Linked DNA regions of Homo sapiens: region 2 is linked to region 1. Evidence: chromatin loops called from intact Hi-C (ENCODE). Cell type or tissue: IMR-90. All regions are shown on one strand. Links, peaks and the distances in the headings refer to the core of each region. The heading gives the core; the rest is flanking DNA. Region 1 overlaps COL4A4 (collagen type IV alpha 4 chain). Region 2 overlaps DAW1 (dynein assembly factor with WD repeats 1).

Region 1 (5,381 bases), core at 53-5,052:
GATGAGAGCAGACACAGAACCGCCGGCCTCCCTGTCTTCTGAAGCCAGGGCATTCCTTTAGGATTTTGTCCCTTGTCGGTTGCCTAAGTCTAGAATGTCTCTTGAACAGGGCTAAGATAAAATTACTTTTATTTCATAACAACTTAGTAAAAGAGACCAAAAGATAAGAGGGTATGTACTGTACTTTTTAAAAACCAAAATCTTCAAGTCAGCCTTTTTGGCTGGCAATGATCTGGTTGCCCCAGGGACCAAAACATATGGGGAATGACAAAAATCTAAGAAATCGTTTGTCATTTTGTCAGTAGGAGCACTAGGAGAAACACTACAAATAAACAACTACAAATACAGGTACAGCCACACTTTTTCTGCCATGACTTCCTGCTCTTTCTTAGCCAGAAGGTATAAATAAATGCAAGGTATAAATCAGTGCAAGGTATAAATAAATGAAAAACTGAACAAACAGGAAAGATGCTTTTGTTATACTAATTATACAGATTTTCCAAATCACCCTTGAACTCTTAAGACCATGACATTTATCATAAAAAATGTCACAGGAAGGGGAAGGAATGTATTTATTAGGCTTGGTTATGGATTATGTGGCTGCCATGCTCCATACCTTACCTTATTTAATGCAACCAGCAACACTGAATAGTGTAGGCTATGATCCCCATATAGATGAAGGAAGGTGTAACTTATTCAGGCTCTCACACCTAGCAAGCTCAGATTCACACCTGGACCAGTCAGTCTCTCACCTAAACCTCTCCTCTTCCCCCTACCTGAGCCTGAGCCTAGCACAATGGAGGGTTCATCCACTAAATCACGCTCATGCCATGCCCGGAGTGACGTTTCAATCCCTTCAAGCCTCTTCTTATTTTTACACTTAAAAACAGTCTATCCAGATACACTCAATGTTCTTTTATAAAGTTTCTTTAGGACACAATGTTATTAATTGAATTAATTGAATACCTCTATTTTTTGTGGTTCTCAAATTTAACTTTCTGGTCCTATCCTATATCCCCAACTGTTTTCTAGAAACTTTCTTGCATCCTCTTCCCCTGTTAATTCATCTCACACATTGGGTCAAAGCTGAGCTCAGCCCTCTGCCTCCTCCTTCCCTGTCACTGAAGAGAGTAACTCTGTTCCTGGCATCATCTAAGCTCGCCATCCAGCTGCCAGCCTTGTCACCCTCTTTCCCTCATTCTCCATGTCCTTCTCATGACCAAGTCAATCACATCTCGATTTGAACCAAAACCCAAATCTCATGCTCCCATCTTACCTTCCTCCCACTGCCAAGCACCTGGCCCATGGTCTTGTCAACTCTCGCACGGGTTCCACAAGCACCAATCTCTCGCGTCTCCTTAACCCTGATCTTCTCCCCACTGCCCCATGCAACCGTCAATGAATCTTCTTCAGTCACCCCTTTCCTGGTGTCATTGCTTTCACCAACACCTGCAATGGGGACAATCTCCTTTCCGCACACCCGCCAACCTTATTCCCTGCAGTTTCCACACCCCCACCCTCTGCCCCAATCACACTTGTTTCCATGAGGTCAGAGTAGCCTTTCTTTACCTGTAGCTCAAATTCTGCCATCCCTCCAAAAATATTATAATCATAACAGTAGCAGTAATAACTGCCACCATGTACAAATCTAGACACAACACAACAGTGTGTTAATACATTCTTCTCATGGAATCCTTACCACCCTGTAAAGCAGAAAGTCATCCCTGTATCTACGACCTCATTCCCAAAGGAGGAAGCTGAGACTCAAAGACATGAGACAAAGGACCTGAGGCTGTTCAGTTCTGACTTCAAGGTTTCTGCTTCCATTTAACTGCAGTCCTCATCAATTTCACTCCCCTCCAAACTACCACATCTACCCTAAAATAATTAATGACTAAATAACGTCATCACCTATTTTTCATTATTGCCTTGTGCATGCTACTTTGCTTAATATCTGCTTGGGGTGATGTCTTCTAGTATACTTTTTTTTTTTTTTTTGAGACAGAGTCTCACTCTGTCACCCAGGCTGGAGTACAGTGGTGCAATCTCAGCTCACTGCAACCTCTGCCTCCCAGTTCAAGCAATTCTCCTGCCTCAGCCTCCCAAGTAGCTGGGATTACAGGCGGCCACCACCACGCCTGGCTAATTTTTGTATTTTTAGCAGAGATGGCGTTTTGCCATGTTGGCCAGGCTGGTCTCGAACTCCCGACCTCAAGTGATCCGCCCCCCTCGGCCTCCCAAAGTGCCAGGATTACAGGCATGAGCCACTGCGCCTGGCCTCTGGTACACTTTTTGCAGCCAGGGATTCATGAACGTTTTTATTTCCACCTCAGCATCTTGACCACTGTCTTGCACAGTATAAATTCTAAACATATACTCATGGATTACATGATCAATTAAAACTTCCACAATTAAAATGAACAAATAAATATTCTTTTAAATATATTCATCCTTTTTATGAGTCTCATTATTCTTAATCCATTATTATTATCATTCCTTTCTTTTCTAATGCTTCCCTCCTTTTTAAGGCTTGATTGTAATTCAACCAGTCAGCCACTGGGTGACACTACAACATCACTCACGAATCCTTTGGCAGTGCCTCCAGGAGCCTCCCCTATTGCAGGAAAAAGGCCCGTTAGGTGCCAGGAAGAGTTATCAAAATAAATAACAAAAGGTGTTATCAACAGTAGACAATCCAGAGACTGGACTTCAGTGGCAGAGTGTTTTCTTGTACCTTAAAGTAACCGCACTTGTTCACAATGAAATAGGGGCAACTGAGGGATTTAGCCTGGAGTAACACTCATTCGAGATTTTCACTGTGTTCTTAAGAGGCAGCATGGTGCAGTGGGAAGAACCCTGCACTGAGAACCAGGAGACATGGCTTTGCCACTGAACAACAAGGTCACCCCTTACTCCAGGCCATTGGAGAAGGGTTTTCCCATTTTAAAACATGGCATCTGCGTCTTCTGCGGGGCCTAAACAAGGCTAAGGGCTCCTGGTAAGCTCCCTGACTAGCTCTAACCCACTCAACTCTCCCTCCTTCTTGCCTGCCCTGTTCTCCAGCATCCCTGCCCCTTGGCCTTGCCTTGATTTGCTCCCACCTGTGTCTTGTGGCCCCCTCTTCCTCCTGTTTGGAGTCTCCCCCAGAGCTCTTCAGGGCTGCCCTGGCTTCTTGTCACTTTCTCTCCAGCCAAAGCATCCATTTCCAAGTGGTCAATTTCACCCACAGACAATCCCTCCGTGTCCCTCCCTAACCCAGACCTTTCTTTCTGAGTGCCAGTCACATATCCAACTGACCACAAGCGCTGCAAGTCCAAACCTGGACTCATGATCGCCCCTGAAACGTGCTTCCTGAGCGGGCACCACTGTCTGCACAGCAGCTTACACCTCTCCTGGGAGGCCCGCATGCCTCTAACTGCCTGCCCCAACTGCGCCAGGTGAGTCTCCTCATTCCTATCAAGTCTGCCTCCCAAATATGTCCACCTCCCATCCACTTCCCTACCCTCCACACTCACCCCCTCGCTAAGCCACCAAGACTTCCCACCTGCATGACTGCAGCAGCCTCATAACAGGTTTTCCCTAACATTACCTACCTGCCACCAGCCACATTTTCCAAACAGCACCAGATCATCTTATAACATAAATCCAATCTGCTTCTTCCCTTCTTAAAATCTTTCAAAAATTTCTTATTATGCAGGAAAATCTGTCTGCTTTTTTTTTTTTTTCTTTCTTTCTTTTTTTTTTAAGATGGAGTCTCACTCTGTCGCCCAGGCTGGAGTGCAGTGGCACGATCTCGGCCCACTGCAGCCTCTGCCTCCCAGGTTCAAGCAATTCTCTGCCTCAGCCTCCCCAGTAGCTGGTATTACAGGCACCCACCACCATGCCCAGCTAATTTTTGTATTTTTTTAGTAGAGACAGGTTTTCGCCATGTTAGCCAGGCTGATGTTGAACTCCTGACCTCATGATCCACCCACCTTGGCCTCCCAAAGTGCTGGGATTACAGGCATGAGCCAACCTACCCTGCCCCTGTCTGCTTTTTAAGCTGCATTGCATGCTGCCGGGTTCCTTACCCACTGTGGTCAAATTTCTCTCTAGTCACGTTTCAGTCCCTCAAACATGCTAGCCTGTCTCCTTCCCACTTCAGGGCTCAAGCGGAGGCTGTTCCCCTTGTCTGAACACTTGTAGGGAGCTGAATGGCGCCACAAAAAAAGATACGACATGTCTTAAGCCCAGAGCCTGTGACTATTGCCTTAGACGGCAAAAGACCTGATAAAGTGAAGGTTCTTGAGCTGAAGAGTTTCTCCTGGGTGATTTAGGTGGGCCCTAAATGCTACTACATGCACCTTTATAAGGAGGACGCAGAGGGAGATTGATGTGGACACATAGAGGAGCAGGCGATGTGAAGACAGAGGCACAGACTGAAGTGAGGCCGCTAGGAACCAAGGAATGCCAAGGACTGCTGACACCAGAAGGAGTGGAAGGAGGCAAGGAGCAGGTTCTCCCCCAGAGCCGTGGAGGGAGCCTGGCAGTGCCAGCAGCTTGCTTTTGGACTTCTGGCCTCTAGAGAATACATTTCTGTTGTATTAAGCCACCATGTATATGGTCATTTGTTACACAGCCATAGAAACTGACAGAAGGCTTCTCCTTCAGACTGTGGCTAGGAGAGTTCTAATTCCACCCGGTTCAAGCTCAAGTGCTAACCCACAGCTCCCTGTGCCCTGACCCCGATATGCTCCCATGCAAAGCAAGCCAGGGCACCAAATTGTCCACCTGGGGAGGGAGCAAGGATTTTTGTCTCATCTTTTCCCTGATGTGACTTGAGCACCTCAAACAGTGCCTGGCGCTCCTCAGGCAGCCAGAAATAGTGGCCGGAGGGGAGTCTTGTCTGTCTCTCGGTTTGGCTCTGAGCTCCAGGCTGCAGGGACTTTCTTCTTTACGACTGAGGCCTCCATGGCCTGGTTGGATGCCTGGCATGTGGCAAGTGCTCAATGGTTACTTGCCGAATGAATGGAAAGCTATTATTATTGGTATTATTATTCGTTGCCATTAAGATTGTATGATAGAGGACGAGTGCAGTGGCTCTTGCCTGTAATCCCAGCACTTTGGGAGGCCGAGATGGGCAGATCTCTTGAGGCCAGGAATTCAAGACCAGCCTAGTCAACATGGTGAAATCCCGGCTCTACTAAAAATACAAAAATTAGCCGGGCATGGTGGTGTGTGCCTGTAATCCCAGCTACTTGGGAGGCTGAGGCAGGAGAATCGCTTGAACACAGGAGGTGGAAGTTGCAGTGAGCCAAGATTGCACCACTGCACTCCAGCCTGGCAACAGAGCAAGACTCTGTCTAAAAAATAAAAAATAAACAAAAAAAAGATTGTGTTAT
Region 2 (5,381 bases), core at 227-5,226, 750 kb after region 1:
CTCTGCCACATTCTTTTTTTTTTTTTTTTTTTTTTTTTTTGAGATAGAGTTTCACTCTGTCGCCCAGGCTGGAGTGCAGTGGTGCAATCTTGTCTCACTGGAACCTCCACCTCCTGGGTTCAAGCGATTCTCCTTCCTCAGCCTCCCAAGTAGCTTGGATTACAGGTGCCTGCCGTCATGCCAGCTAATTTCTGTATTTTTATTAGAGACGGTGTTTCAGCATGTTGGCCAGGCTGATCTCAAACTCCTGACCTCAAGTGATCCACCTGCCTTGGCCTCCCAAAGTGGTGGGATTACAGGCGTGAGCCACTGCACTTGGCCTCTGCCACATTCTTTCTCAATGGCTCAGTGCTTTTGAAAAGTAAATAGAGTGTTTTGGCAACATTTCCTATTTTCCCTTGATCTGAAATACTGCTAGAATTATATCTGTTATATCAAACTATGGTCTATAGCAGTGATTCTCAAACTGTAGAGGACTCCTGGGAACCCTTGAACACTTTCAGCAGGGTCTCAAGGTCAAACTTATTTTTCATAATAACAATAAGATGTTACTTCCTTTTCTACACTGTGCTGACATTGTCACTAATGGTGCAGAAGCAGTGGAAGGTGAAACTGCTGGTGCCTTACTACAAATCGAGGCAGTGACACCAAACTCTAATAGTGGTCACTGTATTTATTCTTCACTGACACACACTCACAATAGGAAAACATCAAAAAAATCCCAACAGAACAACCTAGTTTTGCTTGAGGATTTCCTTGATGAAGCAGTAAAAATTATTAATGTAGCAAAATATTAACATAGGAGTGCATGTATTTTGAGTATTCCAGGTGATGAAATAGGAAGTACTAAGAAAGCACTTCTGCTCTACAGTGAAGTCTGATAGTTGTTGATATGGTTAGGCTTTGTGTCCTCACCCAAATCTCATGTTGAATTATAATTCCCATAATCCCCACAATCCCCACATGTCTAGGGAGAGACCAGGTGGAGGTAATTGGATCAGGGGGAGGTTCCCCCATGCTGTTCTCATGATAGTGAGTGAGTTCTCACAAGATCTGATGGTTTTATAATTGTTTGGTAGTTCCTCCTGCATTCATTCTCTTCCTGCCACCTTGTGAAGAAGGTGCCTTGCTTCCTCCTTTCCTTCCACCATGATTGTAAGTTTCCTGAGGCCTCCCCAGCCATGAGGAACTGTGAGTCAATTAAACCTCTTTCTTTTATAAATTACCCAGTCTTGGGCAGTTCTTTATAGCAATATAAAAACAAACTAATACAGTTGTCTTAAGGAAAATATAGGTGGTTGCTTGAATTACGAGATGAACCAACTTTTTTTCATGGAAAAGCATTTTTACTTGAAAGAGTGACTGAGAAACAACATGGTTTTCAGACTCAGACATTTTGGCAGACATTTTCTTGAAAATGAAGAATGTGAGCCCACAACTTTCAAGCAAAAATACCAGCATTTCTTGCTAGTGATGTATTTTAGCTTTCAAGCAAAAAGTATAAGTTCAGAAAACTTTTGTTTACCACCATAATCTTGACAGCTTACCAACAGTAAGAGTTTTCTTATGATAAAAATTGGTAGTGAAAATGGTAAATGTTACTTTCTGATATTGTGTGATGAAATATGTCAACAGTTACAATATATGCATAACTTAGTAGATCAGTATTTTTCAAATGTCCAGTGCATGATTATGCATGGACCATGCATGAATAAAAGATCCATCAAAAGTGTGAAATAGACCAATGAGGTTTAATGCAAGTATATGGAAAATTCACTAATATGGTTTCAGATTCTATATTGCAACTAATTTTAAGAAGTTACCATTTGTTGAGTTTTAATATCAAAAAATGTTCACAATGATATAAAAAGGCAATTATAATACTCCTTCATTTTTCAACTATGTATCAGTGTCTGACTACATTCTTTTCTTATACTTTGTCTAAAACATTTAGCAGAAGCTTGAATGCAGAAGCAGAGATGAGAATCCATTGTCTTAAGCCAGATATTAGAGATTTGTTAAAGTATAAAACAGTGCTACTCTTCTTACTCTTTTTAGGGGCAAGAAAATATAGTTATTTTTACAAAAACTTTATAAAAATAACATGCTATGAATTACTGTTGTTTTAAAACAACTTAATAAATATTTAAAAAATTTCTCAATTTTAGTTTTTAATATGGAAAAAAACCAAAAACTCTTTGGTGTCCTAAATAATTTTTAAGAGTGTAAGGTGATCCTGAAGCCAAATTTTTGAGATGTACTAGTTTATATCCACAGGCAGAGGCAGTAGAGTAAGGTGGTTAGGAGGCTCTGTCCAGTTTTTATTAGCGCTGGGCTGTTCGGATGGAATATATTCTATGGATCCATCTTCAAGTTCACAGATTCTATTCTCTGTCATCTCTACTTTTGAACTCGCTTAGCAAGTTTTTTATTTTCATTATCATATTTTTCAATTCTATAATCCTCATTTGGTTTAATAAATATTTTCTGGGATTTTCCATTTTTTCATTTGTTTCAAGTGAAATTGTAAATGATTATTGAAGGATTTTTATAATATCTTCTTTAAAGTCCTTGTCAGATGATTCCAACCTCTGATTCATCTTGGTATTGGTGTTTGTTGATTGTCCTTGGTATAATAGGTGATTTTTAAAAAATTGTATCCTAGACGTTTTGATTATTACGGGGATCCTTGATCCTATCTAAACCTTCTAATTTGGCGAAATCTGCTTAGATTTGTCATATGTGCTCTTGGGCTACTTTTGCGGGCGTTGGTTACAATGGTGTCTGTAGTTTCCTAGGCTCTTGCAATGTTACTGTCCTTTGTTTTTTCGGGTACTGCTAAGGCTCCTGCTCAGTCACTGCTGGCGCCACCTGCAGGGCGCAGAAGGTACTTCCCTAGTAGGCCTGCTGTCACTGAGTGGCCTTCCTGGTCACTTCCCGGCCTGATTATGCTGCTGGCTGGAAGGCAGGGAAACGCAGGGCTTTGCTGAGGCTGCCTCAGTGCCTGGTTGTGGAATGAGGTCTGAGACATCCCTGGATGTCACCGTTGCCCCTTTTGCAAGTGGATAGGACTGTCCACCAATGGCCTGGCTGTGGAGTGGGGTCTGGGAGGTCCCAGGACTTTGTTGATGGGGCTGCAGCCAGATCCAACTGCCTGCTGGGGCCCAGAATGTGCACTGGGAACTGGAACAGCCCCAAGCTTCCACTGGGGGATCAGACTGCTTGCAGGGGCCCCATTTGTGGGTCAGGGAATAGGGCCCTCTTGTCCTAGTTTTGGGGTGTGGAATGCGGTGATAAAAAGAAAATCCGGGAATCTCACCATGTAGTCGTTCCTCAAGCCCTGAAACCTATAGCCAGTCTACCTTCTTCCATCCAACTTTCTATTATTTTTTCATTGTCTATTGGACAATTTCAAGGGTATTTAGTTATATTTAGAGGGAAGGACCAGGGAAAAGTTTGTCTACATGATCTTGTTTTGGAACTAGATATCACTGCTTATTTTTTGTTAAAAAATTAAAAATTTTAAAAATAAAAATGGAAAAAACTGTGGCAAGGTAGGTTAACTTTTGACATAGGTGGTTATCGTAAGTGTTTTATAACATGTTTGTTTATTTCTATAGGAATTATGTTGGAATATGAAAAACATGGAGAATTAAAGACTAAGTCCATAGATTTGCTTGATCTTGGTCCCAGGTAAGTAAGCTGTAGGATTCAACAAATAAATGTTCACTGGGAAGCCTTGACACAGAGTGATGTGTGGATGAGCTGCATAAACTGCAGATAATACATTATGTTTTAAAAATTGTTCTTCTGTGGTGTGTTAGTTTCTGTTTGTTTCAGGGAGTTGTATCTGAGGGTCTTGCTGAATGAAGAGGAAGTGGGAAAAGGGTTATCACTCTTTTCTTTTTTTTCTAAGGTCTTAAAAAAATAAACCTTTTAGTTTATGATTTTAGAAAGGCCGTGAAGGTAGAGTTTCCACACCCCGATTCCCCTGATGTTAACATCTCAGATTAGCGGTGTACATTTATTAGGATTAATGAACCAGTATGATACATAATTATTAGCTAAGGCCCACTTTATTCAGTTTTTCTTAGTTTTTCCCTAATTCCTTTCTTCTGTTCCAGGATTCCATCCAGAATCCTACATGACATTTAGCCATCATGTGTCCTTAAGCTTCCTTAAGCTGCGACCGTTTCTCAGACTTCCCTTATTTTTGCTGACCTTAATTTCTTTCTTTTTCTTTCCTTTTTTTTTTTTTTTTGAGACAGAGTTTCACTCTTGTTGCCCAGTCTGGAGTGCAGTGGCTCGATCTCGGCTCATTGCATCCTCCGCCTCCTGAGTTCAAGCGATTCTCTGTGCCCAACCAGTGACCTTTACATTTTTGAGAAGTACTTGTTACTGAGTTTTAAGAATATTACTGAGCCTGTTATTTTCTTATTAAATACTTCATAGGGCTGACTGCATATGTTCCTCCTCATTAATTGTCATGGGGCAGAAAAGGGAGACCTAATCTCTATTACTGAAGCTTGGTATTAGCCCAGAGGAAACCTCTTGTGATGTAATAACACCCAGAGTTCATTCTCTTTAGTAAATCTAATGCAAATAGCTGGGCGTGGTTGCTCACACTTGTAATTTCAGCACTTTAGGAGGCCGAGGCAGCAGGGTCACTTGAGGTCAGGAGTTCGAGAGCAGCCTGGCCAATATGAGGAAACTCCGTCTCTACTAAAAATACAAAAATTAGCCAGGCATGGTGGTGCATGCCTGTAGTCCCAGCTATTCAGGAGGCTAAGGGAGGAGAATTGCTTGAACCCAGGAGGCAGAGGTTGCAGTGAGCTGAGATCGCGGTGCTGTACTCCAACATGGGTGACAAAGTGAGACTCTGTCTTTAAAAAAAAAGAAAAGAAATCTCATACAAAACTCCACTTCAAGGCCAAGGCCAAGTGTGGTGGCTCACACCTGTAATCCCAGCATCTTGGGAGATCGAGGCAGGAGGATCACTTCAGGCTAGGAGTTTGAGACCAGCCCGGGCAACACAAAATAGCAAGACTCTGTCTTTGTAAACAAACAAACAAACAAACAAACATCCTACTTCAAGAGAGAGTCAGACTAGTGATTATCCTGTGAGAGCCTAAGTTCAGATAAGGTGAAAATAATCTCAATGGGTGAAAATCACAAAAGAAACAAAACAAAAATGTTGTGTTTTAGGTTTGTGGCCTGAGACCGTAAGCAAAAGGAGCTTTCTTATATGGGCTGCTCTCTAGTTTTATAATGAGTCCACTTGACACCGTAACTGATGAGAGAGGGGCTCTCTTAATCCTGGAGTTGCTGCCACTTGAGAGGTTTGATGTTTCTGGGAGCACGTGTCTAGGGTGGGGCTGGGG

What was found. Hi-C counts contacts between places; a loop is a spot of excess contacts. Peaks named below come from ENCODE experiments on the same cell type or tissue, not always from the same donor. Only the 100,000 strongest peaks of a DNase experiment are listed, where the experiment ranks them.
Region 2: a loop joins it to region 1, with 20 times the contacts of the local background. A loop is called at or near these places in 6 of 110 quality-filtered maps.

The regions. Positions count from the first base shown.
Region 1 is chr2:227,127,430-227,132,810 of GRCh38, forward strand. All of the region lies in intron 4 of COL4A4 (collagen type IV alpha 4 chain), which reads right to left. Among named protein-coding and RNA genes, the nearest start is that of COL4A4, 34 kb to the right of the region's middle. In IMR-90, for the core only: a CTCF peak has its summit at 2,562 (motif pointing right); a DNase peak (open chromatin) is centred at 2,582; H3K27me3 peaks cover 2,161 bases.
Region 2 is chr2:227,881,731-227,887,111 of GRCh38, forward strand. It overlaps DAW1 (dynein assembly factor with WD repeats 1), which reads left to right. Exons shown (of 13, transcript NM_178821.3): 2 at 3,621-3,693. Among named protein-coding and RNA genes, the nearest start is that of DAW1, 13 kb to the left of the region's middle. In IMR-90, for the core only: a CTCF peak has its summit at 2,874 (motif pointing left); a DNase peak (open chromatin) is centred at 2,851.